Regions from separate parts of the Homo sapiens genome. Here region 2 is linked to region 1. A link is a loop called in an ENCODE intact Hi-C map of the cell type or tissue named here. Cell type or tissue: MCF 10A. All regions are shown on one strand. Each heading gives the region's core, and the rest is flanking DNA. Links, peaks and the distances in the headings are about the cores only. Region 1 holds the start of CD300LG (CD300 molecule like family member g). Region 2 overlaps DUSP3 (dual specificity phosphatase 3).

Region 1 (10,076 bases), core at 3,289-5,788:
GTGAGCCACCATGCCGGGACTTATACTTCTTAATCTTGCATATTTCATTGCCTAGGGCCTTCAGGCAAAGATGAATAAAAGAAAATGATAGTAGGCTGGCTGGGCACAGTGGCTTCTGCCAGTAATCTCAGCACTTTGAGAGGCTGAGGCAGGCAGATGGCTTGAGTCCAGAAGTTTGAGACCAGACAGGCCAATATGGCGAAACCACATCTTAAAAAAAAAACAAAAAACCAAAATGTAGCCAGGCATAGTGACTTGTGCCTGTGGTCCCAGCTACTCTGGAGGCTGAGGTAGGAGGATTACTTGAGCCTGGGAGGCAGAGGTTGTAATGAGCCAAGATTGTGTCACTGCACTCCCGTCTGGATGACAGAGTGAGACCCCATCTCAGAAAAATGAATGAATGAATGAATGAATGAATGAATAAAAATAAATAAATAAAAAGAAAAGAAATGATAGTGGCTACATTTGTCTTTTTCTGACTTTCTTAGAAATTCTTCTCATGGTTCACCATACTCAATGGTGTGCTGGAGATGGCTCGCACTGACTCACAAGAGCTCACTGTTAACTTTTCAGGAGTTGGTGAGATCGTGTTAAACTGTCGATGGCTGGAAATTGGCCATGGGAATTGGACCACAGAAATGGACACCACAGAAATTGGAAAACACCACAAAATGACAGCATCCCCAGCCTGTTAAACATTTACCAGCACATCACTGTCGTCAGTCTTCTTCATTTTCAACATCCCAACTGCCATCAGAGAGAGGCCAATAGAGTCCGATATAGGACGATAATATAGCAATACACATGTCATACACAAATAAAGAATTACAAATGAGGGTAAACCTAAAACACAAGCGAACTTGATCATAACTGGTAGAAATGACATGTGAACACTGATAAGAATTGGAAGAGATAAGAGAATCTTGTAAATAATGAAGAACAGATTCAATGTGGTTCGATGCTGCTGCTATTTGGCAAGTTTAACTTTATTTCCTCAAATTAAAGATCCATGGATAAAGGAATAAAAAAAAAATAGGGGCTATGGTGGTAGGGATGGGCCTGGGATTGGGATAGGTCCCAGCTATGGGGCTAGGAGAGGAATAAAGCAGACATCAAAGCTGGAAACGACTTGTGTTTGAATCCCAGTTCCATCACTTCCTGCTGTGAGATCTTGGGCAAATCACTTAGTCTCTTGGAGCCTCAGTCCCTCATCCGTGAAATGGGGATACAAAGATGTACCTCGCCCACACTGGCCAGCAGACCAAGGCTCCCACTCCCCTGGGCCCTCTCTGGCTTCTTTCTCCTTAGCTCAGCAGGTCCACTTGGGGTTCTGGGCTCCCAGAGAGGTGCTTTATCCCCTACCCAGGCCCCATAGCTCCAGCCCCGGCCCCCTAGTGTCCCTGCATTTAACGATCCCTCCTTCAGGCATCCTACCCAGAGGCTGGTTCCCAGGCACTCTAGCACCTGTGGCTGGACTTCAATATCTGGGGAGGTGGAGGCCAGGAGGGGAGAGTTGAGGGCACAAGCAGGGCGAGGCCAGCATGTCCAGGGTGATGCTGTGGGCTGGGTCTGGAATGCAGCAATGGTTGGCCCAGCCTCGGGAGGCCTCAGGAATATCTCTGACACCAGGCGAGGAGTCTTCTTTATCCCCTGATATGTCTATCTTGTACCCAGCCTATGGAAATCTCCCTCCAGCACACCTGGGCAGAAAGGAAAGGCGCCGAGCCCAGCCCTGGACAGATCTGGGTCCGGTCCTGCTCTGACATCTACTACTGGTGTGACCTCGGGCAGCAAGAGTGAGACAATGGCCAAGACTCAGGCGGCTCCTTCTGTGCCCCAAGCCTTGCTCGGTGCTTGACCTGCATGATCTCCCTGAGGACTCAGTGCCCATAATGTTGGTACCAGGATTATGCCCCACCACCCCTCCCTCTTCCCTCTGCAGCTCCTGTCCCCAGCCTGGGGAAGGAGAGATATCTGTTACCTGGAAAGACGAACAGAGAGATCAGTAAAGACTCATCGGGGCCCCGTTTTTCGACCCCACACCAGTACTCCCCAGCGTCTTGCAGGGTGAGGTTCCACAGGGTCACAATGAGCGAGAGCTCCTGGCGGCTGTCACGGATGGACACCCTGCCCTTCATTGTCTCCTGGCCTTCTTCTTCTGCATAGATGGTGCCAGAGCAGCGAGAGAAGAGGATCCCACCCTTCCTGCACCAGTACTTCCGGTGGTCCCTCAGCTCTTCCCTGTAGGTGCACTGCAGGGACACAGTGTCCCCTTCGAACCCGCTGATTTCCTCTGGGCCCTCCAGGGCTTCATAACCTAAAATCAGAGCAGGAGTGGAGGTTGGAAAAACCAGGCTCCATGTACCAAGGTCAAGGCCAGAGCTTCCATTTTAGGAGGAAGAAGGAAGGCTTTTCTCAGTCATCCCTTCTGGGGACAGCCTTGGAAGAGCCATTACTAACCTCCCACGCTGGGGGAACTTGGGGCAGGGCTGTTGCTGTTTCCCTAACCCTGGCCCATTGAGGAATTGGGGTGCAGGGGTGGCGTTCTAGATTCAGATAGAATCTGACAGCCAGATAGCCAGCAGGGTTTCTGAGTGTTTTGTTTTGTTTTGTTTGTTTGTTTGTTTGTTTTTGAGATGGAGTCTCACTTTGCCGCCCAGGCTGGAGTGCAGTGGCCCGATGTCTGCTCACTGAAACTTCTGCCTCCCGGGTTCAGGTGATTCTCCTGCCTCAGCCTCCTGAGTACCTGGGACTACAGCCACGTGCTGCCATGCCCGGCTAATTTTTTGTATTTTTAGTAGAGACGGGGTTTCACCGTGTTAGCCAGGATGGTCTTGATCTCCTGACCTTGTGATCCGTCCGCCTCAGCCTCCCAAAGAGCTTGGATTACAGGCGTGAGCCACCGTGCCTGGTTTTGTTTTGTTTTTAGACAGGATCTCACTCTGTTGCCCAGGCTGGAGGGCAATGGTGCTCATGGCTCACTGTAGCCTTGACCTCTGGGGCTCAAGCGATCCTCCCACCTTAGCCTCCCACTAGCTAGGACTACAAGTGTGCACCACCATGCCTGGCTAATTTTGTTTGTTTGTTTGTTTGTTTGTTTGTAGAGATGGGGTCTCACTATTGCCAACTGAACAACTGACATCAGTTGTAGGATTTATCCTGATTTTAAGTGTTAGAAGGTAAAGAAAAAGAAAGCAAAAGAATTGATGAAACGTGATAATTCTTCATCTTTCAGGGTTGTGGGGAGAGGCATAGCCGAAATTCAACAAATATTTGCTGAGTTTAACAGGGCAACCAGATGGGGTGTCTTGTCCGCCTCCAGGCTTGGCACAGGGTAGAAAAATTAAGATTAGAGAGGCAAAGCAACTCTCACAGCCACATTGCCATGAGGGGAAACCCACAGGTCTGGAGAAAACCTGGCTCTAGGTTCCAGAAACAGCAAGTGCGGCCCCGGCGCCACCCCCACCTCCCCCCACCCCCAGCCCGCCCCGCTCCCCTAGGGCTGAGGAGGCTGAGGATAGGTGGGGTGGGGCTATCAGTCAGTCAAGAGGTCCTTTCCCTGCAGACCACAAGGGTGAGCCCCACATCCCTCCCGAGACCCTCTCCCCATCTCACCTGGGAGCAGCAGGCAACCCCATAGCAGGACCAGAAGCCGCATTCTGGGCGCTGGACACCGTGGGAGCAGACGCTGGGAACTGTGAGCTCCTCTTCAGTCACACGGGTCTTTAACTTTCTCTAGTCGCGTGAAACCAGGCCAAGGAAGCGAGGGGAGGGGCGTGTGGGTCATCCCTCCGCAGGCCCAGCCGGGGAGGCGCCTCTGCCTTCCCTTTTCTGAGCGCCCACGCGTGCCTACCCCAGGGCTCACCTTCCAGGACTGAAAACCCACACCAGAGTTTCTCCTAAACTCGTGCCCCTTCAAGGGGGCCTTAACCTGTGGTCCGTGCGCCCTAAGGGGTCTGTAAGTCGAATTCGCATGGGAAAAAGTTACATATTGACTTTCATCAACTTCTAATATTTAGCTTTTCCTCTTATTCAGAGTGTACTGTTAGCAGTACCTGCAACTTTGTTACCAATTACAATCACAGACACTGGCACATCAAGTTGTGGATATCTCGAAACGTCGTGTATACCCCTCACTGCTTGGAAAACAATGAGTTCCTAGACCTGCCCCTAGAGCTGGTTATTTACAATAATGAAACGGCTATTATTATATTACACATTTATAAAGAGTTTTAAGAATCATCTCACCAGTATTAGTTTTCTTTCCAGCATATATATTTTATTTATATATTTACCCGCCATTATACTGAGAGAGGGGTCCATAAACTTCACCAGACTGCCATGTGGTCAGTGGGACAGAAAGAAGCTTGCCCCTGGGGCAAGGCCCCTGGCCCCTCCTCCGCCCTTGCCTTTTGGAGGACGCAGTACTGCCCTTGGCCACGGGGCGGCGGTGCAGACGGGGCTGAGCAAAGCTGTAGGGCTGAGCTGGACCGGATTCCCTGGTGCCTTGGGCCTACAGCGCTGCAAGATAGGTCTCCTCCACGCCTGCGGAGTTGTTTTGGCATTTGAAAAAGTGAATTGGTGGTTTCTCCATCGCAGACTTGAATCCTCCTTGAAAGGACCAAAACAAACATGTACACTACTGGGAGCTCTGACACACTGGCTTCAAAAATGACTTTTTTTTTGGTTTGGTTGCAAAGTTCATACAGGTTGTAAGCAAAATTTTACACAATACAGAACGTAAAAAGGAAAGAAAGAAAAAAGGGAGTGCTTCTTGTAATTCCCCTTCTGCTTTAGAAAAGCACCATTAATATTTTGGCATATATCCTTCCAAATGTTCAGTTGGAATTTTACTGACTTGTCAGGTTAATATCTGAAGCATTAACTCAGTGGTTCTGGGAGGGAAGATTGTGTGTGTGTGAGTCTAGTAACGTGGGGAGAAGTGTTTTAATTTCACAATGACTGCGAAGCACTGCTGCCATTTAGTGGGCAGGGCCAGCTGTTCACGGTGGGGAAAACTGTTACCATGATCTCAGCCCCTGACTCTCTTTTACATGTACAGACTACAAAAGGTGATCTGTTTTTGCAGTTTTAAAAAAACACAGATTAAAAAATATTTATGGCCCAGCATGGTGGCTCACGCCTGTCATCCCAGCACTTTGGGAGGCTGAGGCGGGTGGATCACCTGAAGTCGGGAGTTTGAGACCAGCCTGACCAACATGGAGAAACCCAGTCTCTACTAAAAATATAAAATTAGCCAGGCATGGTGGTGTATGCCTGTAATCCCAGCTACTCAGGGAGGCTGAGGCAGGAGAATCGCTTGAACCCAGAAGGTGGAGGTTGTGGTGAGCTGAGATCACACCATTGCACTCCAGCCTAGGCAACAAGAGTGAAATTCTATCTAAAAAAAGAAAAAAAAGTATTTGTTTATTTACTTATTTTTGAGACAGGTCTCACTCTTGTTGCCCAAACTGGAGTGCAGTGGCGCCATCACAGCTCACTGCAGCCTCAAACTCCCAGGCTGAAGTGATCCTCCCACCTCAGCCTCCCAAGTAGCTGGCACTACAGGCGTGCACCACTGTTGCCTGGCTAATTTTTTATTTTTAGTAGAGACAGGGTCTTGTTATGTTGTCAGGCTTTTCTCAAACTCCTGGCTTCATGCGATCCTCCCACGTCGGCCTCCCAAAGTGCTGGGATTACAGGCACGAGCCACCATGCCCGGCCTTAAAGTAATACTTATTCTAGCATTTGATAGCATATCTTTGCTCTTCTATTTATTTATTTTTGTCCTTACACAGAATAATTTCTGATCCTCTACATTTCTTAAATTCAGACTTATTTATTATATGCAAGGACGAGCATCTGACACTTCATTATGCTTTCTAGTGTCATGGGACCTGAGCACTGACAGATTGAAATATGTGTTATTTGGTTATAAATTGCTTTCCTTTTATTTTTTCTCCCTAGTATAGCTCAGGCACTATAGTGTGATTTTAAAGAAGTAAGTGCTTGTGAAGGCATATTATTTATGATTGTCATTTTAGGAGAGTAAGCGAGGTGTTATTAAATGTTTATTTATATAAAGAGCATGTTGAGTGGATCCCTACCCTCTTCCTGCATATTTGAAGGTCCTTCCCCTCCATTTCCCAGCCCCACACCTAGCCCAGGAGGCTGGCTCAAGAACTCCATTAGAAACAGATTCACCAGACTGGGAAGTGGAGCAAGGGCTGGGGAGAAGGGTGAAAGTGAGGTGCTGGCATGAGCCTCGCACCTAGTTCCACCTTAGGCCACACTCTGGGGTAGATGGGGCCAACAGACAGACCTCCGTGGTGGGCTGGGGATCTGAGAAGAGAGGATATTTTTGTCCTGCTTCCCACCAGAAGCATGGGGAGGTGCCCCACCATCACTGCACCTGGGAGAGGCAATGAGGCACAAGGGCTCCTGGACAGGTCACTGGGCTCGTGACAGCCTCATCACATCCTCAGGAAGGCCTCTGTGTGCCCAAGAGGTACAGTGGCAGGGATGAGGGGACTGAGCTGCTTGGTCTTCGATGGCCACCCTGGTCCAATTCCTCTCGGTTTGGACTTGGACTAAATCACTTCAGCTGCTCCAAGAGGGTCACTTGCTCCTCTTAGATCAAGGTTTCCCCAACCTCAGTACTGTTGACATTTTAAGTTAGATAATTCTTTGTTGTGGGAGACTGTCCTGTGAATTATAGGATGTTTAGCAGCATCTCCAGCTGTACCCCCTAGATGCCAGTAGTCCCTTCCCAGTTGTGATAATCAAAAATGTCTCCAGGCTGGGTGAGGTGGCTCATGCTTATAATCCCAGCACTTTGGGAGGCCAAGGTGAGTGGATCACTTGAGCCCAGGAGTTTGAGACCAGCCTGGGCAACATGACAAAACCCCGTCTCTGCAAAAAATACAGAAAATTAGCCAAGCATGGCAGTGTGCACCTGTGGTCCCAGCTACACACAGGCTGAGGTGACAGAATCACCTGAGCATGGGAGGTCGAGGCTGTAGTGAGTCGAGATCCCATCACTGCACGCCAGCCTGGGTGATGGGAGTGAGACCTTGTCTCAAAAAAAAAAAAAAAAAAAAAAAGGCCGGGCGCAGTGGCTCACGCCTGTAATCCCAGCACTTTGGGAGGCCGGGGTGGGCGGATCACAAGGTCAGGAGATCGAGACCATCCTGGCTAACACGGTGAAACCCCGTCTCTAAAAAAATAAAATACAAAAAAATTAGCTGGGCATGGTGGCGGGCACCTGTAGTCCCAGCTACTCGGGAGGCTGAGGCAGGAGAATGGCGTGAACCCGGGAGGTGGAGCTTGCAGTCAGCTGAGATCACGCCACTGCACTCCAGCCTGGGTGACAGAGCAAGACTCTGTCTCAAAAAAAAAAAAAAAAAAAAAGCCTCCAGGCATTGTCAAACATCCCACTGAGAGGCAAAAATACCCTGGGTTGAGAACTGCTGTCTTAGATGATGAATAACTGTGGAACAAATAAGTGCACTTTTGTGTAAGTTATGTTTATTGTTTATGTAGGTCAGGGTGTTCCATCTTTTGGCTTCCCTGGGCCAAGAAGAAGAATTGTCTTGGACCACACATAAAATACAGTAACACCAGTGATAGCTGATGAGTTAAAAAAATAATCTCATAATGTTTTAAGAAAGCTTACGAGTTTGTTTGGGGCTTCATTTAAAGCCATCCTGGCTGCATGCAGCCCGTGGGCCGCGGGTGGATAAGCTTGATGCAGGCATAGTAACACGGTTTTGGAAACAGGACAGTGGGCAGAACCTAATGCTGAACCCCAGAATCAGGTAAAACTGCGTCCTTCTTTCCTCAGTGGAGCTGGGCCATCCTCGTAATACTCAGGGTGAGGTGTGGTGTATCAGTTTAGAACACACACTTTTTGCAGGTGGGCCAGCTCACCAGAGAAAAGGAAGAAGAGAGCCGGGTTACACACGCCTTGTTCCTCCTTCAACATTCATCAATCAAATCAGCAGAGGCATGGAGAAAGGCGTGGAGAGGTGTAGAGAGAGGCGTGGAGAGGCGTGGAGAGAGGCGTGGAGAGGCGTGGAGAGAGGCGTGGAGAGGCGTGGAGAGAGGCGTGGAGAGGCGTGGAGAGAGGCGTGGAGAGGCGTGGAGAGAGGCGTGGAGAGAGGCGTGGAGAGGCGTGGAGAGAGGCGTGGAGAGGCGTGGAGAGAGGCGGGGAGAGGCGTGGAGAGAGGCGTGGAGAGGCGTGGAGAGAGGCGTGGAGAGGCGTGGAGAGGCGTGGAGAGAGGCGTGGAGAGGCGTGGAGAGAGGCGTGGAGAGGCGTGGAGAGAGGCGTGGAGAGGCGTGGAGAGAGGGGTGGAGAGGCGTAGAGAGAGGCGTGGAGAGGCGTGGAGAGAGGCGGGGAGAGGCGTGGAGAGGCGTGGAGAGGCGTGGAGAGAGGCGTGGAGAGGCGTGGAGAGGCGTAGAGAGAGGCGTGGAGAGGCGTGGAGAGAGGCGTGGAGAGGCGTGGAGAGAGGCGTGGAGAGGCATGGAGAGGCGTAGAGAGAGGTGTGGAGAGGCGTAGAGAGAGGCGTGGAGAGAGACTAAGAGTTTTGTGCCAGTGGGGTTCTCTGCTCATGGAAGGAAACATCAGGAGTGGGGAAGACGTGTCCCCGGCAAAGACAAATGAGCCACAAGACAGGAAGATTTGGATTCCTGAGCTACCACTTGGAAGACAGCTGCCCTGGACAGCCACCAAGCGTGCGGCGGACTTGGAATGAGCAAGAGATAGACTTTTCTGTGTTTAGCCACGGAGATCTTGCAGTTTGCTAGTTGCTGTAGCACAGTGTAGACCACCACCATGCTTTTTGTTTTCCGTCATACATTCATCCTCTAGTCTCCTCGCAGCTTCCCTACCCTAGCTGGTTGCAAACTCGATTTTTCAACTTTCTCCATCAAACAAATCTGAAAACTCCCTTTCAATTTTTTTTTTTTTTTTTTTTTTTTTTTGAGACAGCAGGCGCGATCTCGGCTCACTGCAACCTCCACCTCCTGGGTCCAAGCGATTCTCGTGCCTCAGCCTCCTGAGTAGCTGGAATTACAGGCACGTGCCACCATGCCCAGCTCATTTTCTGGTATTTTTAGTAGAGACAGGGTTTCACCATGTTGGCCAAGCTGGTCTCAAACTCCTGACCTCAAATGATCTGCCTGCTTCGGTCTCCCAAAGTGCTGGGATTACAGGTGTGAGCCACCGCACCCGGCCCCTTTCAAATTTTTTATGTTAACCAATTACTTCGGGGAATGACAGGGAAAATGATGGAGGAGGGCAGTAATGGGAGACTGGTAATGCCTCAGGAGCTCAATCAGTAAATGCCCACGTTTACTGATAGGTAAATTTCAAATCTTCTCAGAAACTTTGAAGGCTAACTGCAATGTGTTATCTTGGACTGGATCCCAGAACAGAGAAAGGATATTAGTGGAAAAACTAGTGAAAGATTAATAAAGTCTGGAATTTCCTTAATAATAACATTCCAATGTTCATGTCTTAGTTTTGACAAATGTATCATGATTATGTAAGATGCTAACATTAGAGAAAACAGGGGAAAGGGTGTTCAGGAACTCTCTGTACTATCTTTGCAACTTTTCTGTAAATCTAAAATTATTCCAAAATATAAAGTTTATTAAGAAAAAAGAAAGTATACTGGGGAGGCTGAGGTGGGAGGATCACTTGAGCCTGAGGGGTCGAGGCTGCAGTCAGCCGTGAGCATGTCACTGCACTCCAGCCTGGGTGACAGAGCGAGACTGTCTTAAAAAAAAAAAAAAAGCAGTGAAAAGCTAAAAAGAGCATGGGGGTTCCCAGGCATAAGTCTGCATGCAAGTAGACAGGAAGCCAGAAAGATAAGCTCAGTGTATGTGCTTGTTTTCCCTGTGGGCATTTACTGATTCCAAAGCAGCAGCGAAGAGGATGAACTAGGAGTCTAGGGCCCTCTGGGGGCAGGGAATGGAATCTGGCATATTTTTGGTCACATTAGGCTGGGACCCCAAAAGGCTGTACAAACCAGGCCACCATGGACTTCCACCCAGCTTTCTGTCATTTAGGTGTC
Region 2 (10,076 bases), core at 2,367-4,866, 80 kb after region 1:
CCTGGGAGTGGGATTGCTGGGCCAGAGGGGATGCACGTGTTCAGCTTGAGGAGATACCGCCGTGCCGCACAGCTTTCCAAAGTGGTTGTGCCAATTCACGCCTCACCTCCCCCAGCCACGCAGAAGAGTTCCAGTTGCCCCATATCTTCACCAGCACTTTGGGTTTTCCATCCTTTTCATTTTAGCCATTCTGACAGGCACACAGTGGCGTGACATTGTGCTTTTAAGTGGCACTTCACGGAAGAGTCTTGACCAACGCCATGGTGTGATGGGACGCCCCCAGCTCACCACGTCTCCCCTGTTTCTTACAGGCCGGGTGCTCGTCCACTGCCGGGAAGGTTATAGCCGCTCCCCAACGCTAGTTATCGCCTACCTCATGATGCGGCAGAAGATGGACGTCAAGTCTGCCCTGAGCATCGTGAGGCAGAACCGTGAGATCGGCCCCAACGATGGCTTCCTGGCCCAGCTCTGCCAGCTCAATGACAGACTAGCCAAGGAGGGGAAGTTGAAACCCTAGGGCACCCCCACCACCTCTGCTCGAGAGGTCCGTGGGGGAGGCCGTGGGCAAAGGTGTCCCGAGCTGCCATGTTTAGGAAACACACTGTACCCTGCTCCCAGCATCACAAGGCACTTGTCTACAAGTGTGTCCCAACACAGTCCTGGGCCACTTTCCCCACCCTGGGGAGCACATAAAGAAGCTTGCCAAGGGGGGCGTCCTTGCTCCCCAGTTGTCCTGTTTCTGTAACTTATGATGTCTTTTCCCTGAGATGGGGGCTCAGAGGGGGAAGGCCTGTGGCCTGCATGCTTCCCGATGGCCCACGGCAGGAGGTGTGTGGAAGTGTAAGGCCTAAGATGCTCACAGAGGTCCCTCATGACCTCCCTTCCCCAACTCCCGAATCCTCTCTTGAGTGTGGACCTCAACACCTTGAGCCCTAGTAAAGGAACTATGCAAATGCAGGCCACTCTCCCCACCACGTCTGTGCCCTGCACTGTCCCCACAGCCTTCCACACCCTGTGCATAGGCAGCCCTCTCACGTCTTGAGGTCCGAAGCTGGGGTGGGGGTGTCCGTCAGTTATTAGTGGATGGAGATTCCCACAGCAAGGCTGCATTTGAATGATTTCCTTAGGATGAATGGTCCCTACACAAAGAGGCCTTGTGGGCAAACCTGGAGAACCCTCCTAAATCCATAGAGTTTTCAAAATGTGAATCTTTGGAAGCCTTGAGTTCAGAATCTGCTGCTCTGGAATATTTCCCTTCGATCTTATCTCAGTCACTTCGTTTTTGAGAAGAGTGATGCCTTGGGCATGCTTTTTTTTTTTTCTTTTTTAGAAAACAGGGAGTTGAAGTCCAACCTATTTAAAAACCCCACCATTTGGAGAATTACAAGGGTTTTGTCCTGAATTGTAGTGTTGGCAAGCCCAAGCCACTCGTGCTAACTGCTTTTTGTCTCGGTTGCTATTCCAAGAACAGAAGGAGGAAGTTGGCCAATTACAGCGTGTGTGCATGGATGTGTGTGGGGGGCGTGCCTCTCAGAAACGCGGCCAGAAGACAAGCAGGGAAGTGAAAGGTCCCAGGCACACACCCTGCCCATTGCAGGTGGCTCTTACAGCTCTCTGGTGCCAGCACGGGATCCCTGAAGTGACTCAGCCAGGCAGACATGAGACATGGCGGAGTGTCCAAATGGATCCTTTATTGGTGGTAGAGCAAAAAAACCCAAACACGATAAACCTTTCAAAAGACTTTCTAAGGATGATATTGGAATGCACCAGCCCTCACATGTGTATGCACATTTGCCAGAATATAAGAGTTTTGTTTTAAATACAGTCTTGTTAGGATTTTACGTTATTGTTATTATGGAAAGTGATTGTGATGCTATTTATCTTCAGGGTCACTCTGGGCAAAGAGAAGGTCCTCAGCCATGCCCCCAGCACCTTGCACATAGGTGTCTGATAAAAGTTTAAGAAAGTAAACACTTTTTGAGCACCAAATATATATAGGGCATTGTTCTGGTGGGTGTGTCACGCTCCCAGAAGACTGAATTCATGGTAGGATCACTCGCAAGGCCTTGTGAAGGAGTCTTACCTAAAACGAAAGAAATATCAGGGACTTTTGTTGACTATTTACAACTCAGTTTTACATTTAAATTCAGGCAGTGTTAATATGCCAAGGTAGGGAATGTGCCTTTTTCAGAGTTGGCCAGGAGCTCCTGGCTGGGACACGGAGAGGCAGGTGTGGCGTAAGGCCTCACTCCCGGCTGGGAAGGTCTCTGATCACACAGAAGCAGCCCTGCCCAGCCTGGTCATTTGCTGTCCGCTTTTCTCTGTGACCACAGCAGCCCTGAACAACCAGTATGTGTCTTCTTCTCCAGATAGTGAAAAAGGTGTCCAGATAAACCCACCTAAGTGAAATGGCCATCCTCTAAACTGGGTACCTCACTGCACAGCTTCTAGGTAGCCTTCCAACTTAATCTAACTTGAGCCTCACAGTAACCCTGTAAAGTTAGTAGAGCTTGTTCTTGTATTGTGACCTTTTTTAAAAAAAAGGAACTGAGGTTCAGAATGATTAAGGGCCTGGCCCCCAGGGTTGTCCAGCTCCATAAGGTGGAGCTGGGCAAGATTTTGGGTTTGCTGCTCCCTGAAGCTGGATTCTTTCATACGATACTCTTTCTCAAGAAGGGGGCTCCCTGGGATCTCCAGGTGTACTGCACTTACCCTCAATCCAGCCCCGGAGAAGCAAGTGAAAAGGGTGGGTCCCTCATAGGCTAGAATGTGCAGCTCTTTCTCCAGGTGGGATGTAGCACCCCGAAGTAGAGCTTTCTGCTCTGCTCCTGGAAAAGGCTAGGGAGCTGGGGCTGGGGCTCCCCTCCCATGACCAGGCAGTGGTCACCCCATGGGACAGGCACAGCTACTTACGCGAACACAGCAGGTTGGTGTGGCTGGCTAACTAGGACCTCTCGAAAGTCTCTGTGGGGGCATGAGGGAGAAAAGGCCATTGGGAGAATTACTGCCTTTACTTTGGGACTACTTTTATGCTGATAACTTGGGATTTCTTGATAGTCCTTCACCCCTGAAACCCCGTATTTACTTAACAAGATTTAGCTCTTAGTTCTTCAAGTAAAATTAAAGTCTCTTGTGTAAGAGCCAACACATGCCCAGCTGCGGATGGGAGCTGTTCCTGGACAGCCTTCTACTGCCTGGGAAGTGATGGAACAGGAACTCAGGGTGCCCTTACCCCCTCCCCAGACCTGTTCCCTTTCTTTGACTGACAGAGCACCATCCAGGCAAAATTAGAGCGCCAAATGGTTTTCTTCTCAATCTTAAAGCAGTATACCTTTCCACAGGCTCGTCTGTGTCCCTGCCACTCTGAGTTATCCAGAAACCACCACCTACAAATGAGGGGACTCATCTAGAAGACCTCTAAGGTCCCCTTTTGGCTCTGAGGGGTCTCTAATAATCCCCACTTGGAATTCAGCACCGCAAGGAAATTATGGGTATGTGAGCCATAATATGATGGGCAGCAGGTGGCGCTGCCTTCCACCCATGGTGATGGATGGTTTGGAAAGGGAATGTTGGTGCCTTTTGTGCCACAAGTTAAGATGCTACTGTTTTAAAGGAAAAAAAAAAAAAAAAGTACTGATCTTCAATATGAAGACATGAGCTTTTCTCGCAGGAAATTTTCTTTTTCACAGAACTGGTGTCAGGAATCACTGAAGGGCTAACCGTGATAGTCCTTGCAAGTAAGTCAAGGTTTTATCCTGATTGGAAATAGAAGACATTTCCGGTTGAGAGAACAGATTCGTTGGAAGCTTAACTTTTGTTGCCTCTTAACGCCACCAAATTTTAGGGTAATTTGATTATGAAAGAGTGAATTTTTCTGGACAGAAAAGGGAGAGCTACCAAATTGTTTTTTTCTTTTTAAAAGGAAGTTTAATGTCCGTTGTATCACAAATCAGTGTTAAAACACCAGAACTTTAGCCAAAATAAATGTCTTACATTACAAAGGTATTGTTTTTTTGTCCTTCTTATCACAGTTGGTATTCTTTTACGTTTTTATGCTTAGCTTTTTTTGTTTGGGCTTAGCTTTTATATTTGCGATTTCTAACTTTTTAAAAATAATCATCTAAAACATAGCCGTTCTGAGCTAGTTATAGGTTCCATGATGGCACTGTTTATGCAGTAGATATTGATGAACACCTTTCCAGTACCAGAAATGTTCTGGTAGGAATATTCTTAGGTAGAATGGCCATAATGGTCCTGAATGAAGGAGGTAAGGTTTGTGCTTCTAAGAAAGCAGGGGACTAGGGTGTTCATCTCAAGGTAGCCTCACGTGATGACTGGGTGACATTTTGAGATTTGAGTGATCCTGCAAATGAACAGTCCCTAAACATATCCCCTTCCCCCAGATGCCTTAAATTCCACTATTGGTGCTATGTTCCTTTGAATAAAAAACCTTAGAGAAAGTAGTTGCCTTTTCCTCCCAGACAGAAGTCTGGGCAGAGAAAGCCTCTCGAGGTTCCCATTCCCTCTATCACATGAAGCAATTGGACTCGCTTCCTGTTTGTCAAGACTCTGACAATGTAATCTTTATGGTTCTACACAAAATCTTAAGGCAGAGCACTAAAATATAAAACAGGTAAAAGTTTTTAAGTATAATTTTTAAAAAATTTTTCATTAAAAATAATACTATATGTACATAGTAATACACTTAAACAATGCAAAAGGCTTATACGGAAAAGTGAGTCACTTGCTCCTTCAATCTGTCTCCCCATAAGCATCATATCCTTAAAGGAAAATGTCAAGCATATATAAGCACACATATGTGCATACGTGTGTATATACAGAGATATCTCTGCTTTGTTGTTTGTTTTGCTTAGCTTATATTATGGTTATTGTTTTTATTGTTCTACCCCCTTCATCTTAACAGCTACATAGCATTCCATTGTGTATGGATGTGTAAATAAAGACAAGGTGATTTGGACATCCCTCAATGCAGGGTACTGCCTAAAAGCAGAAGTTTGCCCTCCTAATCCAGATATTTCCTTTTTACCACCTACAAGTGGGAGCAAAATCTGTTTTAAAATGCAGCCAATAAGGAGAATCCTCAGTTTCCATTAATTAGAGATAGGGGCCTCCTCCAGAACCAAGTAGAGAATGAAACCGGATGACCTTTGAGAGTCCTTCCAGATCAAAGATTCTATGATCCCAAGGAGTCAAAGGAGCATAATATACTTTCCAAATTTGGCCTGTCATTCAAAGTCTGGTCCAAATGCCACATCTTACCATAAGGATCCCAGATCCTCCCCAGGGGAAAGAGATTGTTCTCTCCTTTGAAGGCCCATAAGAAAATTGTCCTTTTGAAAAAATGCATCTGGTGAGGATGTGGAACAACAGGAACTCTTTGTTTCAGTGGGGAATGCAAAATGGTACAGCCACTTTGGAGGACAGTTTGCAGTTTAGTTTCTTGCAAAACTACACATACTTTTATTGCACAATCCAGCAGTCATGCTCCTTGGTATTTATTCAAATGATTTGAAAACTTAACGTTCGTATAAAAACCTGCACACAGCTGGGCATGGTGGCTCATGCCTGTAATCCCAGCACTTTGGGAGGCTGAGGTGGGCAGATCACTTGAGGTTAGGAGTTTGAGACCATACTGGCCAACATGGGGAAACCCCTTCTCTACTAAAAATACAAAAATTAGCCAGGTGTGGTGGTGCTCACCTGTAATCCCACCTACTCGGGAGGCTGAGCCAGGAGAATCACTTGAACCCAGGAGGCGGAGGTTGCAGTGAGCTGAGATCACGGCACTGCACCCCAGCCTGGGAGACAGAGTAAGACTCCGTCTTAAGACAAAACAAAACAAAAAACCTGTACAAAATGTTTATACCACCTCTATTAATAATTGCCAGAGCTTGAAAGCAACCAAGATGTCCTTCAGTAGATGACAGTAGGTGACTAGATAAACCGTGATACATCAAGACGATGGAGTATTACTCAGTGCTAAAAAAAAAAAATAAGCTGTTCATGCCATGAAAAGACATGGAGGAACCCCAAATGAATATTACTAACTGAAAGAAGCCAATCTGAAAAGACTATGTATGGGTATATTCCAACTCTATATGACATCCTGGAAAAGGCAAAAATAAAGGTACAGTAAAAAGATCAGTGGTTGCCAGGGGTTGGGGAAAGTCGGGGAGGGATGAATAGGCAGAGCAGATAGTTTTTTTGGACAATGAAAATACTGCCCATCTGTATGATACTATAATGGTAGATGTATGTCATTATACATTTGTCCAAAGCCATAGGATGTACAACACTAGTGCTGTGATGTAAACCATGGACTTCAGGTGATAATGATGTGTCATGTAGGCTCATCAATCATAGCAAATGCACCACTCTGGTGGCGGGATGTTGATAACGGGGGCAGCTGTACATGTGTGGGCACAGGACATAAATGAGAAATCTCTGTACCATCCACTCAGTTTTGCTGTGAACCTAAAAGTGCTCCAGAAAAAAAATAAAGTTTTTTTTAGAAAAAAGCATCTGAACCTTTTTTTCAGTGGCATTGATCACCTTCCATCTGGTAGTGGAGTTGTTTGGATGCGGAAATTATTTCTTCCATGGTATGCGAGCTCCTGGAGAGGGAGTGCGTGTCCCCCTTGCTTTATTAAACGTTTGGCGAGTGAACATCGGAAGAAGCAACTCGACAGAAACAAAAGCTGGTAAATAATCACATGGAAAAGCAGCTTTTCTGGAAATTAAGTTTCAACTGTTAAATTCAATGTTTAAAAAAATCGGCTGGGTGCGGTGGCTCCCGCCTGCAATCCCAGCACTTTATGGGATTGTGGGAACACCTGATGTCAGGAGTTCAAGACCAGCCTGGCCGACATGGCGAAACCCCATCTCTACAAAACAAATAAAAAAAATGCAAAAATTAGCTGGGTGTGGTGGCGGGAGTCTGTAGTCCTAGCTACTCGGGAGGCTGAGGCAGGAGAACTGCTTGAACCCAGGAGGTGGAGGTTATATGAGCCAAGATCACACCACTGCACTCCCGCCTGGGTGACAGAGCGAGACTCTGTCTCAAAAAAAAAAAAAAAAAAAAAAAAAAAAATCAACATCCCAAACCCAGTGTTGACAGTCTTATTTATGGGTTGAACTGCATTCCTCCCAAATGCATATATTGAAGTCCTAAGTCACAGTACCTGAGAATGTGACCTTATTTGGAAATAGGGCTATTACAGATGTAACTCGTTAAGATGAGGTCATTAGGCTGGGCCTAATCTAATATGCCTGACCTCCTTAGAAAAAAGGGAAAATTCGAACACAGAGAGAACACCATGTGAAGATGAAGGCAGGGATTGGGGGTGACACTTCTGCAAGCCAGTGAATGCCACAGCTTGTCAGCAGCCAGCAGAAGGCAGGTAAAAGGCCTTCCTCGCTGTCCTCGAAGGAACCAACTCTGCCAATGTCTTGAACTTGCACTCCTAACCTCCAGCTCTGTGAGACGACTTCTGTTGTTTATGCCACCCAATTTGTGGTACTTAGTTACGGCAGCCTCATCAAAGTACCACCTATGGGAGCCTCTATTTTGCAGGTGAGGGCGGGGACTGGGCTTTTTCTGGAAAACAGCCCTGCAATACCCTCATCAGACCACCAAACTCTTCACACTCCCTCAGACACAGCATTCACTTCCAGAAATAACTCTAAAGTTTTGTTTTGTTTTTTTAAACTTTGTGGAATACTACTCAGCCAAAAAAAAAAAAAAGAAAAGAAAAAGGAACATGTTACTGATATGTACAACTTGGATAATGGAAATAATGCTGAGTGAAAAAAAAATCCCCAAAGGCTACATACTAATTGATTCCATTTATATAACCTTTTTTTTTTTTTTTGAGACAGTCTCACTCTGTCACCCAGGCTGGAGCACAGTGGCGCGATCTCAGCTCACTGCAACTTCCGCCTCCTGAGTTCAAGCGATTCTCTTGCCTTAGCTTCCCAAGTAGCTGGGATTACAGGTGCGTGCCACCATGCCCAGCTAATTTTTGTATTTTTAGTAGAGACAGGGTTTCGCCATGTTGGCCAGGCTGGTCTCGAACTCCTGACCTCAAGTGATCTGCCTGCCTTGGCTTCCCAAAGTGCTGGGATTACATGAGTGAGCCACCGCACCTGGCCGCATTTATGTAACAATTTTGAAGTGAAAAAAAAAAATGACAGAAATGGAGATTAGATGAGTAGTTGCCAGGGGTTAGTTGTGGGAGGGAGGGAAAAGGAGGGAAGGAGGTGGGCAACAGGAGAAAGACTTGTGGTCACAGAGCTGTGCTTTATCTTGACTGTGGTGGATCCCCAAATTTACCCGTGACAAGATTGCATAGAACTAAGTATACACACACGTGAATGCGTGTGCACGCACACAGTAGAGGTTAAACCACGGGAGATGTGGGTAAGATTGGTAAATTGTGTCAATATCAATATCCTAGTTGTGATATTGTCCTATAGTTTCGCAAGGTGTTATTGTTGTGGGAAACTGGATAAAGGATACACGGAGTCTGCATTTTCTTTTTTTTATTTTTATTTTTTGAGACGGGGTCTCACTCTGTCATCCAGGCTGGAGTGCAGTGGCCCAAGTATGGCTCACTGCAGCCTCGACCTCAACCTCAAGTGAACCTCCCACCTCAGCCTCCCAAGTAGCTAAGACCACAGGCGTGCGACCCCATGCCCAGCTAATTTTTAAATTTTTTGTAGAGACTAGGCCTCACCATGTTGCCCAGGCTTTTATTTCTTATAAGTATATTTAAATTTATAATTATATCCACATTTTAAAATTTTAATTTAAAAAATTACTCTGAGGCCGGGCATTGTGGCTCATGCCTCTAATCCCCAGCACCTTGGGAGGCCGAGTTGGGCAGATCACCCGAGGTCAGAAGTTCGAGACCAGCCTGAGTAACATGGAGAAACCCCCGTCTCTACTAAAAATACAAAATTGGCCGGGCGTGGTGGTGCATTCCTGTAATCCCAGCTACTCGGGAGGCTGAGGCAGGAGAATTGCTTGAACCCAGGAGGTGGAGGTTGCAGTGAGCCAAGATTGTGCCACTGCACTGCAGCCTGGGCCACAGAGAGAATCTGCCAAAAAAAGAAAAAAAAAAAAATTTCAGCCGTACAAGGATGTTCATAGCAACCCTGCTGGAAATAGGAAAAAAAATTGGAAATAACCTAAACTACTCACAATAGGAATCAGCTAAAACCCTGGGGGTTTAATTCCAGGGAGTACTGTGAACAATGACAAGTTTGTGGACTGAGTAAAAATAAACAGCTGTCAATGACTTAACATTAAATGAAACAGCAGAAGATGTCACAGCAGGTTCTCGCTGAGCCATTCAGAGGGGTGTGGATCATTTAGAGGTTCAAGTCCACTGGATTCTTCTTTTTCCTTTTAATATTACTTCACTTCCAAATAAGGAAAGGAAAGGAAAGGAAATCACGTCCAGTCCTGAGACTTGCCATCCTGCAGTCACCCCTCCTTTTGTCTCCAGCAGGTGGCAGACGCGTTCCAGGGATGAATCCCACTGCCTCTGTTTAATGCAGACGGTCCAGCCGCTCCCAACAGCAGGTGGGGCTATAAGCATCCATCCTACCTGCTCAAGGAACCCAGGCATCAGAACTGCTCTCTCCCAAGTCCATTGCAAGAAGGCAGTCGTCTGGTCATGAGAGGGTTAACAGTCCACATTCCAGAGCAAGGGAAAAGGAGGCTGGAGGGTCATAGACAAGGGGAGGTGGCGCGGAGGGCCAGCTTCTCACAACACTACCGGCTCTGCTGGGAGAGATAGATCACCCCCAACAATGGCCACAGCTGTTTTCATCTGCCCTGAAGGAAACTGACTTAGGAAGCAGGTATCAGAGAGGGCCCTTCCTGAGGGGGCTTCTGTCTGGCTTGTAAAACTGTCAGAGCAGCTGCATTCATGTGTCGGATGATGGATGATGGAAAGGAGGACAGTCGGCTGCAGATGGACACAGCGACTTGCAAGTTGAGGCAGGTGGCAAAGGACTTGCAGAGGCTCTGCAGGTGGGGCATGCTGATT

Evidence for each region. Peaks named below come from ENCODE experiments on the same cell type or tissue, not always from the same donor. Only the 100,000 strongest peaks of a DNase experiment are listed, where the experiment ranks them.
Region 2: a loop joins it to region 1, with 14 times the contacts of the local background. A loop is called at or near these places in 41 of 110 quality-filtered maps.

What each region holds. Positions count from the first base shown.
Region 1 is chr17:43,840,799-43,850,874 of GRCh38, reverse strand. CD300LG (CD300 molecule like family member g) reads right to left here and starts at 3,699. Exons shown (of 7, transcript NM_145273.4): 1 at 3,616-3,699; 2 at 1,982-2,317. The coding sequence starts at 3,658. It overlaps LOC107984979 (a long non-coding RNA gene), which reads right to left. Exons shown (of 3, transcript XR_001753057.2): 3 at 4,400-4,611. It overlaps LOC107985077 (a long non-coding RNA gene), which reads left to right. Exons shown (of 2, transcript XR_001752896.2): 2 at 574-1,125. In MCF 10A, for the core only: a CTCF peak has its summit at 4,438 (motif pointing right); a DNase peak (open chromatin) is centred at 4,474.
Region 2 is chr17:43,760,050-43,770,125 of GRCh38, reverse strand. DUSP3 (dual specificity phosphatase 3) reads left to right here. Exons shown (of 3, transcript NM_004090.4): 3 at 312-4,001. The coding sequence ends at 517. Among named protein-coding and RNA genes, the nearest start is that of SOST, 6.3 kb to the right of the region's middle. RefSeq lists a silencer at 9,391-9,685. In MCF 10A, for the core only: a CTCF peak has its summit at 3,524 (motif pointing right); a DNase peak (open chromatin) is centred at 3,525.